2 separate regions of the Homo sapiens genome follow, and region 2 is linked to region 1. Evidence: chromatin loops called from intact Hi-C (ENCODE). Cell type or tissue: Caco-2. All regions are shown on one strand. Each heading gives the region's core, and the rest is flanking DNA. Links, peaks and the distances in the headings are about the cores only. Region 1 overlaps TEAD1 (TEA domain transcription factor 1). Region 2 overlaps TEAD1 (TEA domain transcription factor 1).

Evidence for each region. Peaks named below come from ENCODE experiments on the same cell type or tissue, not always from the same donor. Only the 100,000 strongest peaks of a DNase experiment are listed, where the experiment ranks them.
Region 2: it touches region 1 in a loop (4-fold over the local background); 6 of 110 quality-filtered maps call a loop at or near these places.

The regions. Positions count from the first base shown.
Region 1 is chr11:12,801,181-12,804,101 of GRCh38, reverse strand. The region is part of intron 3 of TEAD1 (TEA domain transcription factor 1); the gene reads right to left. Among named protein-coding and RNA genes, the nearest start is that of TEAD1-AS1, 120 kb to the left of the region's middle. In Caco-2, for the core only: no CTCF peak of the experiment used is centred there; DNase peaks (open chromatin) are centred at 1,341 and 1,932; H3K4me3 peaks cover 696 bases.
Region 2 is chr11:12,852,483-12,855,403 of GRCh38, reverse strand. All of the region lies in intron 3 of TEAD1 (TEA domain transcription factor 1), which reads right to left. Among named protein-coding and RNA genes, the nearest start is that of TEAD1-AS1, 69 kb to the left of the region's middle. In Caco-2, for the core only: no CTCF peak of the experiment used is centred there; DNase peaks (open chromatin) are centred at 410, 1,303 and 1,573.

The DNA of each region.
Region 1 (2,921 bases), core at 116-2,615:
CTCTGGCACACGTGCCTCAAAATTAAATTCTACTATTTTATCACTGGACCTAAGCTTCATGATTTCCTGAGACATACTTAGGCATCTAATTACACATGTACACCACCAAATTCTAACTAACCTCCTTAGCAAAAGTCTCCCAGAGCCCTGCAATCTGTGATACGTACCGCCTAACTCCACCACCAAATCCACAACGCTGCTTCAGGACAAGTGTTGGCGTCCTATAAACCAACAGGTCTAGATTAGAATTCCACAACCTTGGGCAGGCAACGACTCCTTGGAACCCCAGTTTCCCATCTTTAAAATACTTAATAGGGCCTCGTTAGCAGGTTTGCTGTGAAGGATACAGGAGACCTCATTTTGTGAAAGTCTGGCTCAGCAACTGAAATGTGGTAGGCATTCAGGAAATGCAGTCTTCTTTCCCATCTGCCTCCTGTCTTCCCATTGCAGATGTGAGATAAAAAGCTCCTAAGCGTCCCAGCACGGAGAGCCACACAGCTGGCGCCATGAGCCACACAGCAGGCACAGAGGGCCACACAGCTGGCATGGAGGGCCACACAGACTGCACTCAGTCCATGAAAGCTATGAAAATTATCTTCATTGCATGGCTTATAAAAAAGCTACAGTTTCCTTTCCTATTTTACCAACAAGCCACCTGAAGTTGCCTTCTTCCCACAAACAATGAACTTAAACCAAGAAAGAGAAGCCTTTCCTCATTATGCCTAAAAACAAAGCTGCTCTGACTAATTCACATTCAGACTCATAATCCTTCATCCAAGGGCCTTTGCAAATGCCAAGACCCTCAGGGAAGCAAAATTTCCTCGAATGTACAGGGGCTGAGAACACTCGGGGTTTCAAGATGACTAATCATGGAAATGTACTATAAACAGGGAATATTAAAGAGCTTAGAAAGCCTCTCGGGGAAAGGGGGGAAAAATCCTCACAATTCAGGGCTTGGTGGAGAGAACAGCAGTTTTATGGCAAAACAAAAAAAAAAAATACAGGTGAAAATGTTAGGCAGGCGCAACTTCTGTTTTCCCAGAATCCAGGGCCCGGGTTGGGCTGGGTAGAGAGAAGTCTCCTCGGCTTCTTGCTACCATGGTGTTTTTTTCTATCTTGACAATTCACTTCCCCAACAGGCATGCCGCCAACTCAAATGAGACTCAGAGCAGTGAAAAGCCCTTCAGGTAAACAGTGTGATAAGCTAAACTGAAAAACTAGACAATGTTTTTGGACTATGAGGGTGTTGCTATGGAGACAGTTGCTAATTAACTGCTTTCAACCAGGAGAACAAAGGGCTCGGGGCAAGCAGGCCTCGGTATCTCCGAGTGAGCAATGCTTCCAGCCTTGCGCAATCGGCACATCGCTCATATCTGGAATACCTGAGACCCGGTCGGGTCGGCCACATGCCTGAAGAAATGACAAAAGTGTGTTTTCTTCATCTTGACCTGGATTCATAACACCTGGCCACCAGAACCTCTCAGGGAAGGAAGCAAGTGGCACAGGGAATGCAGATTCACAGGAAGCAAGGCCCCTCCACCACCAGTCAGGCACTTTCCTAAATAGTGTTTTGTCAAACACTATCTGTGAAGGGTCGGGCGGCGGTGAGATGGGGGGAACATGTAATTGTTTTAAACTATATATTTTACTTTATGGGCTTTAAGTTCAAAGGGCAGAGATAAATCTCCCCTTCTTCAGGATTCAACTTCCTCGGGTTAAAAAAAAAGTGACTGGATTTTTCTCAAAAAGAAATAATAAAACCCATCATTATTCCATATTTCGAAGTCCCACACACATTGTGGTCACTCAAAAAGTAATAACAAAAAAGTTAATTGTAATCTGACTTATCACATGAATTTTTCTCCTCCAACCTCATCCCAGGCTGACTTGGCTGGTTCAGATGTGGTCTCATCTTAGAGGCTAAGTAGGTGCCCTGAGGCTGAAATGCTCTGTTCTGAATGGGTAACCTTTGAGCTATATCTAGTTCAAACCAAAGATCTATATTCCCTTCACAAATACTTAAACTCAAGTGTGAAATGTGAACAGGGCTTGGCATAACCACCTCAAGTGACTCAAAAATCTAGTGAGGGCTCTGTCTCATTCCACAGTGACCTGAAGGTGCCCATTTCAGCCCTCAGTCTAATTATATTAAACATATCTACATTAAGCCAAACTCAACCAAGCTATTGTGTGATACATTCTGCCTCCCCACAACAAAATCAAGTGATTTCCTTTTTTTACACTCTTAAGAATCACCAATCAATACAGCCTGTGGGCAACCCACCTTCATCATCTGAGGCATCATCTGGATTAAGCATGTTATGATTCTGAATGAAATACAACCATACAATTCTTGGTTTGACTCTGTGGCGACAATGCACATAAACATCTTCAGGAAAGTCCAACCATCTTCTGGCATCACTGAAAATCCACCTAAGAGCATGGGCTTTGGAAGCAGACACGCTCAGGTTCAAACCAAGGCTCCAACTTAGTATTGCACTATCTGTGAAAACCCCTTTGAGCTTCAGTTTGTGCATCTGCAAAATAGGTCACTAATATCTATTTCACAGAGTTACTGACATTATTCAGTGAATTAAAGTGTTCCCTACAGCCCTTAGCCTATAGTAAGTACTCAACAGACCACAGCAATTAATTAAAGCCTCCATTAATTTACTACTTTTCTTTAAGATGAGGTAAAACTGCTGTTAGCTCTAGTTTCTACATCTGCAGCCAAGCTCATGAAGAGAGAAAAGGGGATTTTTAGTCTGAGCTGTGGCCCCGTCCACCCCAACCTAGCACCCTCCTCTGTCCACAATAGCCCATCAAGACCAATCACCATGTATAACTGGAGAAGCTTTTATTGCGGTGAAAATTGCAGAATTGGGGCTAATTTTCAAATCCAGCCCCAATTTCTAGGCTAC
Region 2 (2,921 bases), core at 186-2,685, 51 kb before region 1:
GCAGGAGAGTCGCTTGAACCAGGGAGTCAGAGGTTGCAGTGAGCTGAGATCACGCCACAGCACTCTAGCCTGATGACAGAGCGAGACTCCGTCTCAACAAAAAAGAAAAAAGAAAGAAAGAAAAAAGAAAAAAAAAGAAAGCAAGCAAGCCAACAACCAAAAAGTATAGATGAAGGGGACACTGAGGAAACCACATGTCACTGTCTTGGGAGAGGTCTACAGAATGGGGGTGTTTTATCTCCCCATCCATCTTCCTGAAGATCTAGGAGGTATGTATCTGTGGACACTGCCAGAGGAAGCAGTAAAGAACATTTATTAACTAACCTGTGAGGAGTTACTAATTAACCATTTCTTCTACACGGATGCCATAGCAACTTGTCCCAGCAATAGTGGAAAAGAAAGGAGGCCTACGGAAGCTGGCCAGTCATCCACTGGTCACACATGGACTGTGTGTGGATGGAACACAAGAAACATGCTAAAATTATGGGGGTAAAAAGATGCCATCTCAAGCTGGGTGCAGTGGCTCACGCCTGTAATCCAAGCACTTTGGGAGGCTGAGGCAGGAGGATAACTTGAGCCCAGGAGTTTGAGACCAGCCTGGCTGAGAGTGAGACCCTATCTCTTAAAAAAAAAAAAAAAAAAAAATCAGCCAGGCTTGGTAGCACCTGCCTGTGGTCCCAGGTACTCAGGAGGCTGAAGCAGGAGGATTGCTTGAACCCAGGAGTTCAAGCATGCAGTGAGCCAAGATCACACCACTGTACTCCAGCCTGGACAACAGAGTGAGACCCTGTCTAAAAAAAGAAAGAAAAAGAAAACACGCCATCTCTGCCTTGGAGGTGCTTATGTCTTGTTTGGAAGAACTCCAACCCATGAGAACTGGTCAGATCACCCTAACATGTGCTCTCACAGGAACCTACGCCTCTCGGTCACAGCACACAGCACAGCTACTGTGTTCCATTTATCTGAATGAGACTATAAGATGAACATGTGCCTACCCCTCTACTACCAGACAGAGAAGTCCACAGGAGCCCAGAGCATAAACTGGGTTTTGCTCATCACTGTGCATCCAGTGCTGAGAACACAGCAGGTCCTCAGTGGCTACAGACTGATGGAGTAAATGACAGAGTGAGAGGGATGGAGAGCCAGGGAGGGAGAAGGGGCACAGGCTAAGATTAGGTGTAAGGACAGGCTCATGAAAAACAGCCTCTGAACCAGTCCCACAGCATATCCAACGAGGAAGTTCTCAGTTAATCCTCAATATAAATCATTGACCAGAAATCAGCACCAATGTGGAAAATCACCAGAAACAGCCAGGCCGCCCATTCAGGGTTGTCAGGGGCTGGTACTACTTGTTCCCAAACTAGAAGTTCACCAAAGGACTGACGGCCTTCAGGAGGTAAACAATAGCAATCCCTGGAGATAATATGTGTCTGCATTCACCCAGGGGCTTATTAAAAAAAACAGCTTTCAGAGAAAGAACATACAGAGAAAGGCTGTGTTAACTCCTGGTTACTCAGAACTTCTATCTCATATCCCTGCCAGTGAGTGTCTGGCGATAACTCAAGTCCCACCTTCTCAGGAGTTTGTATCAGTCAACGGCAGCTGATAACATTATCATGTGACAACTCCATAGAACACTGTGTTCTCCCGCATCTTAGAGGAACCGCTTACAAACTACACATTTGCCTTGGGTTACAGGGGTCAGAAAGAGATGAGCAAGTAAAAATGTTTAAGGCTGCATAGTGAATACAACACTGCTATGTTAGATAGAAGTTATTTCTGTTCTAACTATTTCTAGATGAAAAAGAAATATGAATGAAGTTTTCTTAGTGGCTCATTCTCTATGAGGCAATAAAGATACGCCACATAATCACTTTCTTAATCCTCTAATGAGTAGTTTGACTAGCCTTACCACTGTAACTATGCCTCTGATCATTTTTCTTTCTAATCCATCCTCTACACAGCTACCTAAAACACAGTTCTCAGTTATAAGACCTTCCAAGGCTCCTACTGCCCACATCTAAAGGAATAAACTGCTTTAGTATGGTGTTCAGTGTTGTCCCCACCATCTGGCCCCTAACTATTTTTCATGACACACCACCACCACGACCACCACCACAATTCATTTTACCACCATCAAAATACCTACCAAGCTTCCAGTTCCCTGAACCCACCCTGCCATGCTAAGGTATTATAGCTGCAATAACCCTTAAGACCACCAAGGAAAATCTTTCCAGGTCCAGCTCAGATGTCCCCTCCAAGAAACCTCACCTGAAACGTGCCTGAAACATGTGCTAGACATGGAGTGTATGAAGAGGGGTAAGCCAGACAGCCAGGTGCCCAGAGCCCACTTCACCAGACCAGCAACTGGGAAAGACCACAATATTATAAAGTGAAACAAAAAGTACTATGAATTAAAAACAAGTCACTTAGTATATGAGGGGAATGATGGCTTGACTCTTAACTAGGCAAGCAGCATGAGCTTCACCATTCTGTCCTGGTCTCATAGTTCTTTACTTCATGTGTCAGGGAACCGCCCACAATCAGACTCTGCTGAGTTCCCTGTGTAACAGACTACAAGCCTCTTCAAGGTACAGTCCATGTCTTTCACATCTTGGTATCCCATACACTTAAAGTGTAGATGAGATTTAATGGAGGCCAGGCATGGTGGCTCATGCCTGTAATCCCAGCACTTTGGGAGGCCAAGGCGGGTGGGTCACTTGAGGTCAGGAGTTTGAGACCAGCCTGGCCAACATGGTGAAACCCCGTCTCTACTAAAAATACAAAAATTAGCCTGACGTGGTGGCACACACCTGTAATCCCAGCTACTAGGGAGGCTGAGGCAAGGGAATTGCTTGAACCAAGGGGGCGGAGGTTGCAGTGAGCCAAGATCGCGCCGCTGCACTCCAGCCTGGGCAACA